Regions from separate parts of the Homo sapiens genome. Here region 2 is linked to region 1. A link is an interaction called in ENCODE POLR2A ChIA-PET data of the cell type or tissue named here. Cell type or tissue: Panc1. All regions are shown on one strand. Links, peaks and the distances in the headings refer to the core of each region. The heading gives the core; the rest is flanking DNA.

Evidence for each region. Peaks named below come from ENCODE experiments on the same cell type or tissue, not always from the same donor. Only the 100,000 strongest peaks of a DNase experiment are listed, where the experiment ranks them.
Region 2: POLR2A ChIA-PET joins it to region 1 with 13 read pairs; 1 of 35 experiments calls an interaction of 5 or more read pairs at or near these places.

The regions. Positions count from the first base shown.
Region 1 is chr7:81,177,686-81,189,069 of GRCh38, reverse strand. No RefSeq gene overlaps it. Among named protein-coding and RNA genes, the nearest start is that of SEMA3C, 260 kb to the right of the region's middle. RefSeq lists an enhancer at 8,079-8,627. In Panc1, for the core only: no CTCF peak of the experiment used is centred there; no DNase peak of the experiment used is centred there; H3K27ac peaks cover 1,623 bases.
Region 2 is chr7:80,998,324-81,009,707 of GRCh38, reverse strand. No RefSeq gene overlaps it. Among named protein-coding and RNA genes, the nearest start is that of SEMA3C, 85 kb to the right of the region's middle. RefSeq lists a silencer at 11,228-11,384. In Panc1, for the core only: no CTCF peak of the experiment used is centred there; no DNase peak of the experiment used is centred there; H3K27ac peaks cover 1,752 bases.

The DNA.
Region 1 (11,384 bases), core at 4,783-7,282:
CTTCTTCAGAGAAAGCCACACTCCTTTTAGAACAATAGGTCCTGAGTTTGTCACTTGGCTCAAATCTAGAAATTCGGCAAGAGATTATGATTTTTTCATCTTGGTGGTAGAAAGCCTTTTATTTTTAAAGAATTTTTTTTGGTTACAAAAGTTTTTTAGTTTTAATATTTTTTAAATCTGGTTATACAAGTCAAACAATATCTTAGTTAGGAGCCTATCTTTCTCACCACTGGAAATAATATAATATATTAGCCATCATACAGAGCTTTGCAAATTAAAACACCAAGACTGCCACCTCTTTCTTGCTATAATGGTAATTGCACCTACTTTGTGTCTGATGGGTAAGTATCATCACTTGCTTTTGCCTATTATGGGAACATATCAGGTCTATTGATAATAAGTCTAATTCCAGGGTAGTTTCTCTTACCTTCAATCCTATACTATACACGACAACTACATTGAGCCTGTCAATTATGCCGATACCCCCTCACTAGTGCATCCATTTCTAATTGCCTAAGGGAAAGAAATAACTTCTGGGCCACGTAGGGAACATAGTTAATTCCCAGGACCTAGGAAACATAGACAATTTCTGGTCTCACATAATAAGTTCATTAGGTACTGGGCCCAGTTTTTTTAACTCAAATTTTTATCTCAAAAAAACAGGTTACTTTTTTGTTTGCTTTTAACAGATGGGCCCAACTTTTGCCCAATTTTCTCACGTGCCCAATTTTTGGAGCGTTTAGCCACTTACCTTCATACTTTGCCAAGGCAGTCCCAGTATCTGCACCTTATTTTCACCAGTCCTTCACTATTGTCAGAATTTCAAAGTGATTCCGGTATAATAGTGGATCTCAAACTTTAACATACATTTGAGTCACTTAGAAGCCTTCTTAAATAGCAGATTCTGGGCCCCATCCCTCAAATTTCTATTTCATATGTCTAGGGAAGTGAAAAGAATGTGTGTTTCTAGCAAGTTCCCAGGTGGTTCTAATGCTGCTGGTCCAGGGACTACACTTGGAGAAGCATTGTTGTAATCAGTGCTGATTCTTCCATCTCTGTCTCATTCCAGTGTAATACATCTGGGAGTCTCAGGAAATGTGATGTTGAAGCATATTAACAATTGTCACCACCCTACTTACCAAGTATGTTTTCCTTATTGAAATCTGACTCGGCAGTGACCCAATTCCAGAATCCCAACATGAAGGGCTGCTTTCCAGACTCTGTGTAACAAGCTGTCCTGGTTTGGCTTCACTGTGAAAGCCAAACCAGAGGTAAGGACCTAGGAATATATAGTGAATAGGAAAGGCAATCTCAGAAAATAAAAGTGAGATTATGGGAAAAGTAAGACAGGGAAGTGTTAACTGGCAGTAACTACCATGTTATCAAGTTGGTTACTACTGTAAATAACTCAGAGACTATCCCTCTGGTGATATCCCATTAAGGTATCATGCAGGGCATGTCTTAGAATTATCCACCAAAGGATGAGGAAGCTGTGCACCTATGTCCTTATGCTCATCTCATTATTTGAAGGGTTTTTAGGGGACATCAAATTCTGCACTCCATTATTGTACAAGCTTATGGCTGAATGACTTTTTGTGTATAGAGTAGCTAGATACTGGACACTGGCAAATATGTGTGAAACTGTTAAGTGGTCTAAGGAAGTGGTGCCTCACAAGTGCCCACTATAGCACATTACTTAGATATATGGATATGAAGACCAGATGAAACAGTTAAAAGAGTTGAAGTTACAGTAATTGGATTTGGAGAATAGTACTCTTGGAGGTGGGCAATGAAATGCAAGTGGAGGCATTAATGGACTGGAGTATTTTACCTTATGCTTTAGAGAGAAATTTGACTTTTACAATTATGCATATTCATTATTTTAAGTAAAAGGTAAAGTTCACGGGGTTGACAAATGCATTAACTATGGATTGAAAAATTAGTTTGGCATTCCTGAACTAAAAAGTTAAGCTATTTCAACATCTATTTCTTAATTCTTCTTCTGATATACTTTGTTTTGTCCAACTTTTCTCCTATTGCTTTAGCTGAGACATAATAATCTAGAAAAGAGACAGGTTATTTTTTCATTTCTTTTTAACAGATGGCCCTGGATTGATTTGCCAAAGATCCACCCAGGAATCCTGACTCATTAAAGAAGGGTGGAGATTTTCTGAGCTAAGCGAGAGACCTTTCCTCAGAGGTCATTTTCTCTTCGACTTCTTCTGAGGCAACTCCTGCAGCCAGCCCCCAAAGACAGAATCAGATAATAGGAATTCAAAAACCTAACTTAACTGTGAGCCATGTTACAAGGTTCAAGACCTTCAGCAACAGCCAGTTTTACTAAGTTACTAATAGTCAAGGAGGTAAAAAATGTTTTTCTGTTTTGTCTTTTATTGATGACTAAATGAGAATTATCGATACCTCATTATGAAGTTTCTTTCTTTTCAGAAGTAAAGTGCATATTTAGTCTTTTGGATTTTTAGTAGTTGGCAAAAATTTAAGTGCTGAACACTGAAGTAATTTACCATGTTATCATATTGCTCTGTAATACTATAATACATCCTTTTCTGTGTGTAGCTGAGACTATATATTTCCTGAAAATAGATACTCCAGCTCTTTCATCTCTGTGCTACATTTTCTAGCCACAGAATGCTGGGAATTATAACATTTAATATTTTTACACAAATAATAATGTTAATGGATGGCCATAAATGAATGTCAGAAACCCCAAATTCTTGTCCTCATTTTAATACAGAATTCCAAATCTGCATTTTCACAAAGTCCATTCTTGGTAAAAGGTGCCCTAAGTGTATTTACTATTATGACTTTTATTGTGAGAGTTTCAAACAGCAGTGCAGTTGGGGATAGGAAGGGAAGAAACTTATCTGAGGCCAGGTAGAACTGCTTCACTCCTCACAAATCACACTGCAACACTTGTACTCTAGCTTACCCCAACTGATGATCACCACTTTCTAGCAGAATCGCATATATGTAGTTATATTCTTACACATGCTCTGTCCCATCAATCCCAACTTAGTCCCTTCAATAAAAGGCACTACAGTAGTTGTTTTGCTAAACATCTGCTATATAAATATATATTTATTAAACTTTCAAATTGGCAAGAAATTTAAAAACCATTAAATCTAACCACTTACCTTTTTGAATTAAATAAACATAACCCACTCAGAAAAATAAAATAAATCTCTCAAGTAAACAGGGGCAGAATTGGCACTTCAAATGGATCCCCTGATTTTTAGTGCCAATCTCATTATAGCCCATGGATATATTTTTTTCCTGGACTTAAGTGAAATGCATTTTCTCTGTTGATAAACTTGAAATCAAAGCAGAATAAATGATTTGTGGATTATATTATCCCATTTATATTGTACACATAAAATGTCAATTCTGGCTGATGAAAAAAGAAGCCAACATACTAGTAAGTTAATAACAGATAACTTCCAAAGAGCAATAAGCAATAATTGTATTCAAGAAATGAAAATGAAATGATAAATAACTACTTTTCATTAGAATAAAGACAGCAATTTTCCTATTATATTTAAAACATCAAAAAATAAAAAAATTATAAATTTTTAAAAATGTGTTAAATCCATGATTAGGTGAAATCTGGTTTCAATAGCAATAGCAATAACAATATTTCTGCAACAATTAAGAGCTGGCAGTCCATACATTCAAGAATACTCCCTCAGCTAGTGTTTAAAGGCCTCAGAGTAATTTTGTTAGAATATATGTTTTTTTTTCAGGTAAGCAACCAGATTCAAAGGTGTGAGGTGGTTTAACCACAACAAGTAATTGGTAAAAGAGAAGTGGGAACTGAAAGAAAAGTTTGCTGACTACAAAAGTTTTTGTTTGTATGTTTGCCTTTTCATTATTATTTTCACTGAACTGCTTCCTAACAATTAAATTATATTGTGTTGCATAAGTATGTCATAGTTTGAAAAAAATCAAGAGAAAAAACAATCAAAATTTTCAAATTACTAAAAATGTCTCAATTTTTCAATAATGTTGCACATTTTAAAATATTCAAGTAGTCATAACATCTGCAAAATATGATAGTTTTTTAATAACTTTTATTTTAAGTTCAGGGCTACCTGTGAAACTTTGTTACATAGGTAAACTCGAGTCACAGGGGTTTGTTGTACAGATTATTTCATTACCCAGATATTAAACCCAGTGCCTAATAGTTATTTTTTTCCGCTCCTCTCCCTCCTCCCACCTTCCACCCTCAAGTAGTACCCAGTGTCTGTTGTTTCCTTCTTTGTGTTCATAAGTTCTTATTATTTAGCTCCCACTTGTGAGAACGTGGTATTTTTGTTTCCTGTTCCTGAGTTAGTTTGCTAAGGATAATAGCCTCCAGCTCCAACCATATTCCCACAAAAGACGTAATCTTGTTTTTTTTATGGCTGCATAATATTCTGTGGTGCATATGTACCACATTTTCTTTGTCCATTCTGTCACTGATGGGCATTTAGGTTGGTTCTGTGTCTTTGCTATTGTGAATAAGGCTGCAATGAACATTCATGTGTATGTGTCTTTATGACAGAATGATTTATATTCCTATGGGTATAAACTCAATAATGGGATTGCTAGGTTGGTTGGTAGTTCTGTTTTTAGCTCTTTGAGGAATCGCAATACTGCTTTCCACGATGGTTAAATTAATTTATGCTCCCACCAACAGTGTATCAGTGTTCCCTTTTATTTGTATCCTTGCTAGTATCTGTTATTTTTTGATTTTTTAATAATAGCCATTCTGACTGATGTGAGATGGTATCTCATTGTGGTTTTAATTTGCATTTCTGTAATGATCAGTGAGGTTGAGCTTTTTTTCATATGCTTGTTGGCTGCATGTATGTCTTCTTTTGAAACATGTCTGTTTTAAAAAGTAATGTAATATAAAAAGGTATTTAGAAATGCTAAATAATCCTACCACATTTGTTCATTTATTTTCAGCTCGGATGATATCCTTTTTCTTTCCCAAAGTTCATGGTGTTATGTATATATATGTTTGACTATTTTAAAATGAAATTTATAACAGTAAATAGCTAGCTTGTAATATATGATTTTGCCACAGTACTGTGATTATTCAGTGAATGATGTAGAATATATGCTTTTTTTAACCTTTGGAAGATAATTACAGCTCTCATTGATAACCTACTCAAAAGCCTCTTAGTGACTTAAAATAATCGTAGACAGTAAGTAAAGTACACGGGAGGTGATCACTAGCAAGGTAAGAATTTGTTTTATATGTGCCATTAACGTACCAGCAATTAGACATGTTCTGACAGGTATCTGTATATGAATAAGGAAAGAGTCTTGTTGCACAGAATAAAAATTAATACCCACCAACTAAAGAAAAAAGAATATAGTGGATGGATATCAAATAGCTCACAGAATTCACAAAAACACTTGGCAATCAATTTTAGCAAACAGATTAGCACCAAAGGAGGCTAGACGAAAGGGAGAACAGCCAAGCCCTGGTACAGGAATAGTCTAATTAACATACTATCAGTAGCAGCAGAGGTGACATTGATGCCACTGTGTACTCCCTAACATTGGTAAGCTCACAAGGCCACCATCACTGTTGAGCACTCAATGCAATGAAAGGTTTTGCAACTACTTCTACATCTCAGTATGAAATGCTTATGATCCAAAGTCTCTGGTGAGGATCTTATTGACCAAGTCTAGGGCACATGCTCGAACCTTAGTTTGTCATACATGGGAAGAAGTTGTGTCTGTCTCCTTTGGCTTACTTATTTGGATAAGGAACATTTCCTCTCCCCCAGACGCACACTGGGGGATAGTCTCTCCAAAACAGAATGAATCCTCAGATGCCTGATGTAAACAAAAAGACAAATGCTTTCAAAGAGTCTCCATATTAAGAATTATAGCTGAAACTTTATCAATCTCTATCAAAATAGAAACTGTTTTTCCTATTTCCTATTGGAAGATTCAGGAGCTCTTATCTTGGTATATGCCGTTGAGCTACCTTTATTTGCCCAAATGCTGAGTAAGAAAATATAAAGTCATGGGTTTTAACTAAAAATAAAACTAGTTTTACTAAGCCTGATATAGAACATAGAAGTATATTTTACACTTTTATTACATAGAAAAATGTTAAGAAGAATATTGTCAGTATTTTAGCCTATTAAACACTATATCTGTATATATTTAAGAAGCAGCAATGAAGTTAGTTATGTAACACATATATATTTAATCCTTCTATATATCATTTCTAACATATTCATAATGTATATGTAGTATTCTGAAATTTCAAAGTGAGTTTGTACTCATTATTTTTATTCTGGAAGCAAACTGAGAGTCAAGACTAACTGGATTTCCTAGGCCTACTAAGAATCCCTAAGCCTAGCTGGGAAGGTGACCACATCCACCTTAAAACACAGGGCTTGCAACTTAGCTCACACCCAACCAATCAGGTAGTAAAGAGAGCTCACTAAAATGCTAATTAGGCAAAAACAGGAGGTAAAGAAATAGCCAATCAACTATCGCCTGAGAGCACAAGGGGAGGGACAATGATCGGGATATAAACCCAGGCATTCGAGCTGACAACGGCAACCCCCTTTGGGCCCCCTCCCATTTTATGGGAGCTCTGTTTTCACTCTATTAAATCTTGCAACTGCACACTCTTCTGGTCCGTGTTTGTTATGGCTGGAACTGAGCTTTTGCTCACTGTCCACCACTGCTGTTTGCCGCTGTCGCAGACCTGCTGCTGACTTTACCCCTCCGGATCTGGCAGGGTGTCCGCTGCACTTCTGATCCAGCAAGGCGGCGCCCATTGCCACTCCCAATTGGGCTAGAGGCACGCCATTGTTCCTGCACTGGCTAAGTGCCCAGGGTTCATCGTAATTGAGCTGAATAGAGCTATAACACTTACCACATGGCCCAAGATTCCATTCCTTGGAATCTGTGAGACCAAGAACCCCAGGTCAGAGAACAAGAGGCTTGCCGCCATCTTGGAAGTGGCCTGCTACCATCTTGGGAGCTCTAAGAACAAGAACCCCCTGGTAACAAAACCAGTGAGGAAACTGAGATTCAAGGACAGGGCACAGATTGTTAACATCAGAGCTTAGGCAAGGAAGCTTTTATTCGATTATTCAGCATGCTTTGCTAGATGTTGTAGAAGCAGAGACACATCAGATGCAATCCTATTGTATCAGGCTGTTCTTCCGTAGCTATAAAGAAATACCTGAGACTAGGTAATTTAATTGGCCTCATCTCCAGGCCTCATCTCCAGCATTGGGGATTACAATTCAGCATGAGATTTGGGCAGGGACAAATATCCAAACTATATCATTCCACCCTGGCCTATCCCAAATCTCATGTTCTTCTCACATTGTAAAATACAATCATGCCTTTCCAACAGTCACTCAAAGTCTTAACTCATTCCAACATTAACAAAAATTCCAAAGTCCAAAGCCTCATCTGAGACAAGGCAAGTCCCTTCCACCTATCAGCCCATGAAATCAAAAACAAGTTATTTACTTCCAAGATACAATGGAGGCATAGGCAAATGGTAAACATTGCCATCCCAAAAAATATCTGCCAAAAGAAAGGGGCTACAGGACCCATGCAAGTTTAAAACCCAGTAGGGCAGTCATTAAATCTTAAAGCTCCAAAATAATCTCCTTTGACTCTATGTCCCACATCCATGGCACATGGCTGCAAGGAGTGGTATCCCAAGGCCCTGAGCAACTCCATCCCTGTGGCTTTGCAGGGTTCACCCCCCAGTGCTGCTCTCATGGGTTGGAATTGAATTCCTGTGGCTTTTCCAGGCACAGAGTTCAAGCTGACAGTGGATCTACCATTCTGGCCACAGAAGGAGGACAATGGCCCCCTTCTCTCAGTTCCACTAGGCAGTGCCCCATTGGGAACTGACTCTGTGTGGGAGGCTCCAAACCCACATTTCCCCTTGGCAGTGCCCTAGTAGAAGTTTTCTGAGAGGGCTCTGCCCCTGCAAAAGTCTTCTGCCTGGGCACCCAGGCTTTCTCATACGTCCTGTGAAATTTAGGTGGCAACTGTCAACTATACTTCACTCTTGCATTCTGTGCACCTACAGGATTAACATAAGGTAGAAGCCAAGGTTTACAGCTTGCATTCTCTAAAGTGGTAGTTCAAACTGTACCTGAGCCCCTTTTTAAACCTGACTGGAGCTGGAGTGGCCGGGATGTGAAAAGCAGTATCCCAAGGGTGCGTAGGGCATCAGGGCCTTGGGCCTGGTCCACAAAATCATTCAGTCCTCTTAGACCTCAGGGCCTGTGATGGGAGGAGCTGCCATAAAGGTCTCTGAAATGCCTTTGGGGCCCTTCTCCCATTGTCTTGGATATTAGCACTTGGCTTGCTTTTAGTTATGCAAATATCTCTAGCAAGTGGTTGCTCCACAGCCTGCTTGAATTCCTCTACTGAAAAAGCTTTTTCTTCCTTTACTACATGCTTGGCTGCCTTTTTTTCAAACTTTTATGCTTTGCTTCCATTTTAAATAGAAGTTCCAACATTAAGTAATGTTTTTGCTCCAACATCTGAGTATAGGTGTTTGGAAGCTGCCAGACCAACTCTTGAATGCTTTGCTGCTTAAAAATTTCTTCTTCAGATACACTTAATCATCACTCTGAAGTTCAAACTTCCACATATCCCTAGGGCAGGGGCACAATGCAACCAAGTTCTTAGCTAAGATATAACATGCATGACCTTTGCTCCAGTTCCCAATAAGTTCTACATTTCCATCTGAGACTTTGTCAGCCTGGACTTCATTGTCCATATCACTATCAGTATTTTGGTCCCAACCATCTAAACAGACTCTAAGAAGTTCCAGACTTTTCCTCATCTTCCTGTCTTCTGAGTCCTTCAAACTCTTCAAAATTCTGCCTGTTACCTAGTTCCAAAGCTGCTTCCACATCATCAGGTATGTTATAGCAATGCCCTTTTCTTGGTACCAATTTTCTGTATCAGTGTGTTCTTGCATTGCCATAAAGAAATACCTGAGATTGGATAATTTATAAGAAAGGAGGTTTAATTGGCTCATAATTCCGCAGGCTCTACTGGAAGCATGGTGCTGGCATGTGCCTTTGGGGAGGAATCAGGAAGCTTCCAATCATAGCGGGAGGTGTAGGGCTAGCAGACCATCTCACATGGCAGGAGCAAGAGAAAGAGAGAGTAGGAGGAGATATACCACACACTTTTAAATGAATAGATCTCAAGAAAACTCACTCACTATTGCAAAGACAGCACCAACCCATGAGGCATCTGTCCCCATGAACAAAACAACTCACTACCAGGCCTCATCTCCATCATTGGGAATTACAATTCAACATGAGATTTGGGCAGGGAAAAATATCCAAACTATGTGACCTATCTATTTTACCCAAGCTGTCTATACCTTCATATCCTAAGGCTCCTAAGTAGAGGATTCTTTGAGTTTCTCAGGGAATTCCAGGAGTTCAAAATGGGAAATCAGAAAAATCATCAATGTGGCCCTATTTCAGCTATTCCTGGAACTAAGAAGCCTCATTCTTCTATAAGCCACTGCCCCAGTTCCAGGGAGAATTAGGTTCTGTCCTTCCCATGAAGTGATTTCCTTTATCATTCCTCATTCTCTGCCCCTTCATCTGTTCTTATTGAGCTGCAAGTATGTGGATTTATTAAAGACTATGACTCTGTAGATGTTTTGGGTGCTATGGACATTTTTACAATCCCTATCAAAATGCCAATGACATTCATCATGGAAATAGTAAAAACTACGTGATTGCCTTTTAGACCAATATCCCTGATGAATATCGACGTGAAAATCCTCAATAAAATACTGGCAAACCGAATCCAGCAGCACATCAAAAAGCTTATCCACTATGATCAAGTCAGCTTCATCCCTGGGATGCAAGGCTGGTTCAACATACACAAATTGATAAACGTAATCCATCACATAAACAGGACCAATGACAAAAACCATATGATTATCTCAATAGATGCAGAAAAGGCCTCCGATATAATTCAACAGCCCTTCATGCTAAAAATGCTCAATAAACTAGGTATTGATGGGACGTATCTCAAAATAATAAGAGCTATTTATGACAAACCCACAGCCAATGTCATACTGAATGGGCAAAAACTGAAAGCATTCCCTTTGAAAACAAGCAAAAGACAAGGATGCCCTCTCTCACCACTCCTATTCAACATAGTGTTGGAAGTTCTGGCCAGGGCAATCAGGCAGGAAAAAGAAATAAAGGGTATTCAGTTAGGAAAAGAGGAGGTCAAATTGTCTCTGTTCACAGATGATATGATTGTGTATTTAGAAAACCCCATCATCTCAGCCCAAAATCTCCTTAAGCTGATAAACAACTTCAGCAAAGTCTCAGGATACAAAATCAATATGCAAAAATCACAAGCATTCCCATACACCAATAACAGACAAAAATAGAGCAAAATCATGAGTGAACTCCCATTCACAGTTGCTTCCAAGAGAATAAAATACCTAGGAATCCAACTTACAGGGGATGTGGAGGATCTCTTCAAGGAGAACTACAAACCACTACTCAACGAAATAAAAGAGGACATAAACAAATGGAAGAATATTCCATGCTCATGGGTAGGAAGAATCAATATCATGAAAATGGCCATACTGCCCAGGGTAATTTATAGATTCAATGCCATCCCCATCAAGCTAACAATGACGTTCTTCACAGAATTGGAAAAAAAAACTACTTTAAAGTTCATATGGAACCAAAAAAGAGCCCGCATTGCCAAGACAATCCTAAGCCAAAAGAACAAAGCTGGAGACATCACGCTACCTGACTTCAAACTATACTACAAGGCTACAGTAACCAAAACAGCATGGTGGTGGTACCAAAACAGAGATATAGACCAATGGAACAGAACAGAGGCCTCAGAAATAATGCCACACATCTACAACCATCTGATCTTTGACAAATCTGACAAAAATAAAAACTGGGGAAAGGATTCCCTATTTAATAAATGGTGCTGGGAAAACTGGCTAACCATATGTAGAAAGCTGAAACTGGATCCCTTCCTTACACATTATACAAAAATTATTTCAAGATAATCGAAGACCTAAAACCATAAAAACCCTAGAAGAAAACCTAGGCAATACCATTCAGCACATAGTGATGGGCAAGGACTTCCTGACTAAAACACCAAAAGCAATGGCAACAAAAGCCAAAATAGACAAATGGGATTTAATTAAACTAAAGAGCTTCTGCACGGCAAAATAAACTACCATCAGAGTGATCAGGCAACCTACAGAATGGGAGAAAATTTTTGCAATCTACCCATCAGACAAAAGTCTAATATCCAGAGTCTACAAACAACACAAACAAATTTACAAGAAAAAAACAAACAAC
Region 2 (11,384 bases), core at 3,165-5,664, 180 kb after region 1:
AGGCGGGTGGATCACCTGAGGTCAGGAGTTTGAGACCTGCCTGACCAACATGATGAAACTCCATCTGTACTAAAAATACAAAAATTAGCTGGGCATAGTGGTGTGCGCCTGTAATCACAGCTACTGGGGAGGCTGAGGCAGGAGAATTGCTTGTACCTGGGAGGTGGAGGTTGCAGTGAGCCAAGATCTTGCCACTGCACTCTAGCCTGGGCGACAGAACAAGACTCCGTCTCAAAAAACAAACAAACAACAACAAAAAACTAAGGTTACAATTATCTCCTTTATCAATAATATCTCAATTAAATATCTACTGTTACACTCATTTAATGTGGATAAAAGTGAAGCTCAAATAATCTAACTTTCCCAAGGGCACCTGAAATCTGACCACTACCATCCATTTTTTGTCAATACCCTCATCCAAGCCACCCTCATTGCTTGTCTGGACTACTTAAGCCTAGAAGCCTCAAATTCACGATTTCTTCCTCCAGTCAACCTTTCAACATTGTTAAGTTGCCAGTCTATTACTTAATGTTGGAATTTTAATAGGTCTTTCATCTTTAAAGCTTTTAATAGCTTCCCATTGCATTTAAAGTAAAACCCAGACATTTCCTGACTAACATGACCCTTCCAAATTCATGTCTCTACTTGACCCATGGTCATTATGTGCCAGCCAGCCACACTGCTCCTCCATCCATTTCCTACTGCAAAGACTCCTTAAATGTGAGTCCTCTACCGGAATAGTCTACTTTCTGAGATTCTTTGCCTTTTTGTCCTTTCGATATCAGTCTAAATTCGCTTCCTCAGAATGAACTTCCTTGACTTTCCAGTTTCAATTGAGTCTCCCTCATAGTCTTTTAAAAAGTATATTAATTTCAATTATAGATCTTTAAATCTCAGTTTGCAATTACATATTTATTTGGGTAATATAATAATAATATAATAATAATAATAAGAGAGGCGGAGCTTTCAGTGAGCCGAGGTAACACCGCTGCATTCTAGCCTGGGCGACAGAGCAAGACTCCATCTAAAAAAAAATCTGTTTAACTGGGAAAATAAGGACATTCATATACTGTACCAAACTTTCCAAGTAGATAACTGCTGTCTGTCTCAGCAGTTAATAGTCTTGGTCCTGGTTCCTCAGAACTCAAGGTCATCTTGGTATACCATATCACAATCTATCTGTCCTAGAGGATACTTTCCTTTGACCTTGATTCTCCATGGAACGGTGTTACAGCTTATACATCTACTCATTATGGATTCATAAGAATATACATATTAGTATTTACTGAGCCTCTACAATGTGAAAGGTACTGTCCTAGATATTTCAAACATATTTAATGTCATTGTTCCAACTTTTGAAATAAACTGAGGCTTAAACACATTATTTAATGTGCTAAAAGCCACAGACAAGATTAAATTCCAGGTCTGTCTAATTCTAATGCTCATGCTCTTTTCACAATATCAACCCAATTTAGAGATTCCTACAGTGACTGAGCTTCATGTCCTTGTAATCTTCTCTAAATGGCTGAATTATCCACTTTTGCATCCCAGTCTTCTAATCTCCTGGTACCATTTACCTATCTGCTTTTGAATCCTTCCTCCAATTCCACCAATATTAAAATATTCTTCATTTTTTACATCTTTTAGACATGGCTAAGCAAAATTTTGGTGCTATCTATGCTTTTTTTTTTTATTTTCATCTGGCCCCAGGTTTATACTTTTTCAAATATCCATGGATCCATCACCAGAGTAACAAATCACTGGCTGTTTCTCCATATTTAGCATGTGTCTTATCCTGTCTGACAGGTGGAAGGGTATTCTGAAATCATCTCACATTTTTTTGCTGCCACTGAGCTTCTTTAACACTTATTTTGAAGTCAGGACTATTGATATCTACATAAATTGTTAGCCTATCTAAACCTATAGTCTAGTTTTTGAAAATATTTTAAAAGCAGAAATAAAAATATGCTTTAGTTCAATTCGGTAGTAGTTTACTGAACTTCCATTATATGTAAAACATTCTAGTGTAAATAAATAGAGAGCACAATTCTTTCTCTCTAGTACCTGGATTTCTACATATTCCCCAAAACAGAGTCTCTATTTGTTCAACAAATAGAGTTGAATTTATGCCATGGGGAAGGAATTTTATTTATCCAAGTACTGATTTAAAAAGAAATATGGATAAAATAAAATAAATAATAATGTTAATTTAAAAATAGCATTTGATTAAATATCAGTTGAAACTGTTAAAACAATCAGAACTTTGAGAAAATAGCCTCAATTATTAATGTATTCTAGAAACTTTATAGAGAGTGACACTTAAAGCAACTTATCTGTACTGTAATGTGTTGTGGTGATGCCTTCAAGCTAAATCCTAAATCCTTGGATTTGATTAGAAACCTCAGGCTACCGTAAGTTAGAAGAATAAATATGTTCTCTGCTGGAAAATGAAGGGAGTGGCTCCAGTCCCAGTTAGGTCAGCCAAGAGCTAAAGGGAGGAGAAAGAATGGAGGAGGAATCCAAATTTATTAAACCATATTGTACACATTTAAAAAGCATATTTTATGTGCTTTCAGGTAGAAAGAAGAAAAATCTGGTAACAATTTACACTGATGTTTAGACTCATCCACAACAGTGTTTGTTAATTCGGAATAATAATAAAGATATCAATTTTTACTTATTTTATCATTTCATTAATACGATTTTTAATTTAGAGCTGTGACAGGAGCCTCAGTTTCTTTATCTCTATGCAACATGGACTCAAGCCTTATTATTCCAGCCACTGCTGATGTTGTGTGTTGACATTAACACCAAAATCTCCATGTTCCAAAACCCCTTGTTTGCCTGCAAGAATATTGATGCCCATGAATCACTTTGACTTGTAATTTGCTCCTGGGAGCAGTGGAGCTGGGATTCATTGGCCCAGGCCTCCTGCAGATCCACAGATACTGTGTTTCTCTGAGGTCATTACCAGGAGAGCATTGGTTATTGGTAAATCTCGGATATCAACTTCTACCTTCTTTCTCCTTTTACAAAATAAGAAAAAGCAGAGTTTTCCATGTTATGTCTATTTAGGATGTCCAATAAAAAACTGATTAGGATGAAGAATATTACAGAAATTTTTGAAACTGTTCTTTCAATGCTTTCTGGTGGCCGAGTTGGACCTGTGTAGCCAGTCCAGTTTTCCAAATTGCGATGCTCATGGTTCCCAGTGCATTTTTGTGAGGCCATTTTTGTCACCTAGGATCTGGTGGGGCTGGAATGTACCACTCCTGAGTAAAAGTGGAAAACTACTTTTGGACCTTAAAGTAGATGAGCAATACCCTTTCTAATGAAGTGAGAAAACAACAGTCTTCTGTAACACTCAACTTGGTAAACAGATCCTAAACCAAAGTTACTTCCATTTTAAAAGGTTATATTCCTGAGCAGATCTTTCGAATTGTAGGCAGAATCTCTAATTTCTAGCATTCAAATGTGATGATAAGGAAGTTGGGTTAGAATCAGCATATCTCAGCCAGGATAGGTGGCTCACGCCTGTAATCCCAGCACTTTGGGAGGCCAAAGCGGGTGGATCACGAGGTCAGAAGATTGAGACCATCCTGGCTAACGTGGTGAAACCCCATCTCTACTAAAAATACAAAAAATTAGCCGGGTGTGGTGGCGGGCACCTGTAGTCCCAGCTACTGGGGAGGCTGAAGCAGGAGAATGGCGTGAACCTGGGAGGCGGAGCTTGCAGTGAGCTGATACCACGCCACTGCACTCAGCCTGGGGGACAGAGCGAGAATCCCTCTCAAAAAAAAAAAAAAAAAAAGCATATCTCATGAATCTGCACTGGGTCTTCCTTAGCTCTTCCAGCTATCCTTCTCTCTGCATCGGGCTCACCATTCTGATCCTCCTCTTTGGTTAAGTTTTCTCTTGGAAGAACCTTTCTTTCTCCAGGCAATCTGGACTCCACAGAAATAAAACCGGTCTGTGAAAAGAGAATATGTTTGTGCTACAGTTTATATTACCTCAAGACATTCAGCCAGGAGAATCATCACTACTAACATATATTAGTGTTGTAGGATTTCCTCCTTTGTTCAGCAAAAGACGGGGTCTTTGTCCCATGGCCATGAGATGTTAGGTTCACAGACACTTTGAAGGGTGAGAAACATGGAATTTATTTGGTGAAAAGGAAAAAAAGGGAAACAGGGACTCTCTGCAAAGCCTGAGTCCTGCTGGCTGGCCTCCCGCCTCACAGATTGAATCCCAGTTCCCACCCTGGAATAGGAGAGGCCAAGCTCCTCCCTCCTGCAATCTGGGTGAACTTTCTGAGGCTCCACACTGTTTTCCCAGTGGTCAGGCTGGTCAGAGTTTCTCCCTGGACCGCTCCACATTAGCGGATATAAGTAGCTAGAAGCAGGAATAGTGTAGCACCTTGTTCCATTCACTTTAGGACGTTGGTGTCAGTGTGGTAGTCAGGATTGAAGAGGTATTGTTGCAATACCAGGGATAGATAATGAAAATCACATGAGCTGAACAATAAAGAAGGTGACACATTAAGATGTGTGGCAGCTAAGAAAAAGATATTTTGGTCAGGAAACACATGGAGACAACAAAAGACAATTTCATATGTCAGGTGAAAAATTAATGTCAGTTGCTATTATAGAATGTGTAAATATAAGAACTATTTTGATGTACCTTGCCAAGATGTCTCATTTAATAGAAATTTTTGGCTTCTTTGACCCATGATTTAACAGATATTGATTTTCAGAATGTGTCTGTTTAATTTTTTTTGTTATATTTACATTTATCTTCTTTTCAGCAAAAGGTCAATCTGTTACTTGATAGAAATAAGAGCTTCCAGGAAGTAAACAAGTTCAGCTCAGAGCAAGAAGTTAAGATCCTTCCATAGAATATTGAAAAGGAAGTAAATATATCTTCAGAGTATTTGGATCCCCTAGGACTGAACACAGGCAGTCTGACTTCAAGTCTACACTCATAAATACCATACTCCCTTTTCTAAGTCAAATGAAAAAATGTGGGTAAAATGCTCATATATTGTACACAGTAAATGCTCAATCAACATTAGTCAATGTTAAATTGGTAGATTAAGTTATTCATCTGAATTTTTGACCTACTGAAAGCTGAATATTATAGCAGTTTTTGGCCTTGTTTTCCAGTAAACATTGCTAAAGCAGTAAACTCAGAGCTCAGCTCACTTCTATATGTTAAACTGACCACAGTTAATAAGTATGATAGACTGCATATAATATAGCTATGAATCATTCTTCTCCCTGGTATCCACACTGTCTTTGCCCTATAATCCTGAGTACTCACCCACTCTAATGCTGGGGTTGGCCATGTGACTTGTTTTAGTGAATGGGACAATAGCAAATGAACAGAAACTTGGAAATGCTTATGCTTTGGGGATTGTTTTTTTTCTTGTTGCTCATGGAACTCTGCAACCACTACATGAGTAAGCCCGGACCAGTCTGCTGGATGAAGAGAGACCCATGACCCAGTCACCACTGTTGTACTAGCCAGCTACCAGCCAGCCATTGAGACTATGAATGAGATCATTCTAGATCAGCCAGCCCCAATCAGTTTCTAGGTAATAGCTGATGAATGCGTGAGATTAACTCAGCTCTTTGGAAGAGCCACTCATGAAATCCAGCCCATATTGCAGCCTGATGAATTGTGAGCCAAAAAATAGTTGTTGTTTTAAGCCACTAACATTCAGGGTGACATATCTCTCCCTCAAACTAACAGATAAAATAAGAAAATGGAATCCAATTAACCTTTATTGATACTATAGTTTGGAGTGGAATGGAAATTATGTGGAAATTTGGCAATTATTGGATTAATAAGATAGCACAGATACACGTATTGAGGCAGTCCTATCTATATTCTGATCTACATTATCAGCTTTGGTACTACATGGGATCATGTCATAGGCAAATTATTAAATTATTTTCTTTCTAAAATTTTTAAGCAGCTCTGGAGTTTAGTATGTAAATTAGTAATGCACAGGTGACTGCTCATTCTTGGAGTTATTTAAGGTCATCTGGCTTTGTACTCAGTTGTACTTTTGAAGCTGGCAGAGCTACAGTTTAATGTAAATTAGGAACTGAAAACTATTAGCATCAAAGCCTCAGTGAGATTTTTATCTGGCAAAACTTCTCAGTCCTATTCTCAGAGCGAATGAAGGAAAAAAAATGGCATAGGAAATCCTGCCAGTCTTGGGAGAGTAGATGCCTTTCAACATGACGGTCTCGACCCTCTGTACAGGGTAGGTCAATTTCCTTTGGATACACCCTATTTTTAGAGGGATTGTTTACTCTAAAATGTTGACTGCCATGTAATAGTATAATTGAAATGAAGAAAGATTGTTGTGTTGGACTAGCCAGCACTGTCAGCATTTCAATGTGTTACATATCTGAACAGCAGCCAATGATCATATTTTTCTAGGTGAGCAGGTGATGCTCTTTACTAATGTTAGAATAAAGAATTCCATTTCTGTAACATAGCAATAGTAAAAGAAAGCAGAGTGATACCTATTTTAAATAATCTAATTCATACCAGTCTAGAGAAACTCACTGTTTTTTTTTATAATTTATATAATGCATACAGCAAAAGCTGGATATAATAATTGCCTCTTAGACATTTTAATCATTGATCTAATTTTAATTCCCATAAAAACATGTAATTTTGCAAGATAGTACCAAATGATTTTGTGTTTTAGTTTCCATTGTGGAAAAATATTTTTTCCGAAGACTAAAGGCATTAGCTGAGGTTTCTATAATACTCAAAACATTCAAGAATAGTATGACACAATATGTATGATCAAATAGATTTTTCAGTGTCTTAAAATATTTAATAATTGTTTATATTTTCATTATGCCTACCAAGATACCCTCTAGTAGCTCAAAACATTTCTTCATTAAATATAATTATATATATTTTTTAAGCATAGAAGTAGAATGAAGTCTATTTGACCTGGAAACTGCATGACTTAGAGAATCATTGGCCAAGGAAATTGCAATTGTCAGTTGGTGAGAATATATTTACCATCTGTCATCTTCTGTGCTTCTGCTTGGCACTGCCCACTGGAACATTCAGAGTGGCTTTTAGCATTAAAATTCTTTTCTAGTTGTGATCTTCCCAAGTCAGTGTTTTTCCAACTATTACCATGCATACCTGTTAAATTTATCATTTCTACTAACATGGCTTTGGTTGGGATAAAGCACTTGGACAGAATTATTTGTACATAGCAGAAAACATGCCAAGAGCAGATGGATAGGTGGCACCATTGTTACTAGTAAATTTAAATAAACAAAAGTGGAAGCAAAGTTTTAAAAAATGTTTAAGGAAAAATAGCAGTTTCAGGACAAGCAGCAGTTTGGGAACCAGATTTTCATTCACTGAGCTGTGATGTATGAGTGTGTACAAATAATAGCCAAACTTTTAATAAATGAAATTAATGTAACTATTCTATGAATTAAGTTGACTCTATTTGTTCACTGCTTTGGATACTTTCATTAATAACCCTGTTGATGTTTCAATGTTAACATTGCCCAAGGGAAGAATTCCAAGAAGTATCCAGAAAAACTATCAAAAATTACTCTTTGTAATACATTATTATCTTGTGGGGGAGGTGCTGTACAAGATGCTGATTCTATTTTTAATATTCTCTTTTAGGGTTTCATCTACTACTACACTTATTAATACTTTAAAAATATGGCCGGGCGTGGTGGCTCACGCCTGTAATCCCAGCACTTTGGGAGGCCTAGGCAGGCATATCACGAGGTCGGGAGATCCAGACCATCCTGGCTAACACAGTGAAACCCCGTCTCTACTAAAAATACAAAAACTTAGCCGGGTGTGGTGGCGGGCGCCTGTAATCCCAGCTACTTGGGAGGCTGAGGCAGGAGAATGGCATGAACCCGGGAGGCGGAGCTTGCAGTGAGCCGAGATCACGCCACTGCACTCCAGCCTGGGCGACAGAGCGAGACTCCGTCTCAAAATAAAAATACAAATATTTACGTGAATCATATTTAAACCCAACATAATATAAATAGATGTACAAAGCCTTAAGTGTTATTTCCTATTGTTTCTTTTCTCAGAAAGTATTACAAGCATATTTGACTAACATTAAAGTTATAGCTGATAAAAATTCATAAATTATTATTTACTCAAAGTAAAGTTGACCCAATTATTTGGGTGCCATAGTTGACATCAACTACCATAGCTAACTTTGTGATGCCAAATGATGTCAACAACTGTGAGAAAGGTAAAAATTGCATTGATTACACTCTTTTATACTTATTTCTTACACAAACATTTCAGTTACACAGCACACAATAAGGAAAAGAATACAAGTAATTATATTATTAATGTTTTTCAATGAGGAAAACCAAATAATTGACAATAAGTAATTATTTAAATAATTTAAATTTTAAAAATCATAGTTCTCCTTATGTCTAAATATCTTCATATAACATTAACATTGGAAATGTCAGAGACCACGTATATATTTACCTGATTAAATCACAGATTCTATTACTATACTTCCTGTATTCAAATCCAAGAACATTTGTCGGTTGCATGACCTTGGGAAAGCCTCTTCCTTTTTTTTTTTTTTTTTTTCTTTTTAGGTGGAGTCTTGCTTTGTCGCCCAGGCTGGAATGCAGTGGCACAATCTCAGCTCACTGCAACCTCTGCCTCCTGGGTTCACGCCATTCTCCTGCCTCAGCCTCCCGAGTAGCTGGGATTACAGGTGCCCGCCACCACGCTGGCTAATTTTTTGTATTTTTAGTAGAGACGGGGTTCCACTGTGTTAGCCAGGATGGTCTGGATCTCCTGACCTCGTGATCTGCCCACCTCGGCCTCCCAAAGTGCTGGGATTACAGGCGTGAGCCACTGCGCCCGGCCGGGAAAACCTCTTAAGTTTTTGTCCTAAATATCCTCATGTGTAAGAGGGGGGTAATAATATTCCTTATTTCATATGATTGTTGAGATGGTTAAATGTAAAGTGCTTAGCAGAGTACATAGAACTTCAGTTTTCTACTGTTTGTAAAGTGCCAATATTCGTAAGATGAATGTGTATTAGTGAATTCAACACAGCCCTAAGTCTTATTTTTATATTATACCTTTATCATCCATTTTCTTTGTTTCATCCAATAAACTCAAGAATAACTAGTATTACCTGATTTGCCTTGGGATGGTGTTTCCTTTCCTGTAATTATTTTTCAGTATCTTTATATACTCATTCTTCATTATTCAGAGAGGTCAATCCCCGATCAAATTGTATTAGATAAACACATGCCTCTATCATGTTGTATCCTGTGGCTCTCCTGCATTTTTTATAATACTTATTATTTAAATATTGACCTTCTTTGTCATTTATTTACTAACTCACTGTTTATTTTGTTTCATACAACCCTGTGTTCCCTGCATCTAGAACAGCACCTATAGAGTTGGTGCTCAGTGAGTATTTGTGGAATAACTGAATGAATACATGTCCACGTCCCCTTGTTTCTTCCTCAGCCCAAACTTTTATATCTTCTCTACTATTCACATCTTTATCATGTCTCTATCTTGTATGGATATTTGAACTGGGTTGATGGAAATTATATCCTCTTCTGAGTAGCACTTGCTTCATCATCAGTTTCCCCCAGTACAAAAGAGATTTGTTATACTGTACTGTATTATGTTCTTGGAATTGAATAGAACACAGAGGTTCTATTCATGGATTTTAAGTAAAGTTGTAGGAAAGACGGAGAAATGCATGACATGAATTACTTATTCAAAATTACTTAAGCACTTACCAAGTTTTAATGATGTTGCGGAATGGGGATTTTGCTGCTCAGTGTCAGAGAATTGCATGCCAATAGTGCCCACTGGATGTGTGCAATATGGTAGCCCTTCTAGGGAATACTGTGATATACAAGACATACAATGCTCTGCCATTAAAAATAAAGAATTTACAGGAGGGAAGGTAGATAGATATGTAATATAAGTAAAATCCCAAAGCGCAATGTTAGAAGTATAGAGAATTATGAGAACCTAAAGATGGCAATCCTAAGACACTCCAGAAATGACGCAATGCTATCCTGGGGGAGCAATGTTTATCCTCATTCCTGAAGGGTAAGGAGGAGAAGCCAGAATTCCTCATCTGTGCCCAGGGCTGGGTCTGACACACCAAAACTAGTGGTAGCTGTATTTCTGAGGGGCCCAGGTGCTAATTGTGCAGTTTTGGAGCAGATTGGCTGTGTACATAGAGGGAGAGAGACGTCACTCTAACTCTGGTGCCTAGCAATGTCCTTGTAAAAAAAATCCTGGGAAATTGCCAGTGACCAGGTGCCTCCCCTTAGAACATTGCCTAGCAGTACCTGTTAACAAGAAGAATGGTGTAAAAGAAGCTGTGAACTTACGAGATAGCTTATGAGGACTTCCAGAAATAACTGGCCAGCATTTCCAGACATTGCACGAGGAGACAGAGTGATGTCTTGCCATTTTGAGTGAGCCTGTGGAATTTGGGCATTAATATTAATGAATCCTCATCTGAACTCACAAGCTGGTGAGGCTGGCAGACATTATGGGTACCTTGATATAACTGAGAAAATGTATTCCTATGACTCTTTAACTTAGGTCTCTCTTGATACAAAGTTTAATTAACACACCTTAATTTAGGGATGTTTTTGAACATGGAGATTTCTTTATGGCTCCTCAACCCTCATCCCTCCAGGGGATGGCTAATTTCCAGATGACCCTCATTTCATCTAGGCTGCAGCACTATAACCTTCTCTTTCCTGAAGAGAGGCACACAGGTCCCTCTCAATGGTTTTCACTTCAGGGGCTCAGGTAACACTTTCACAACTTCTAGATTACATGGATTGTGAAACTCAGAAATATAAGAGCCATTCATGAACAAATTCTGGGCTGCTTCCTTTCTCCTTGTCTGCCATATCCCCACACCAAGCAATAGAAAAATCTGAAGCTCTCCCAGTCTCTGTAACACAGAGATTGATTTTGCTAAAGAATTATAGCTTTGGCCGGGTGCAGTGGCTCAAGCCTGTAATCCTAGCATTTTGGGAGGCCAAGGCGGGTGTATCACGAGGTCAGGAGCTCGAGACCAGTCTGGCCAATATGGTGAAACCCCATCTCTACTAAAAATACAAAAAAATTAGCTGGGCGGTAGTGGCACGTGCCCACTACTCGAGAGGCCGAGGCAGGAGAATCACTTGAACCTGGGAGGCGGAAGTTGCAGTGAACCGAGATTGTGCCACTGCACTCCAGCCTGGGCGACAGAGCGAGAGGTCTGTCTCAAAATAAATAAATAAGTAAATAAATAAATAATAGCTTTATTTCCAGATGAATTGTGAATCAAAATATTACTAGGA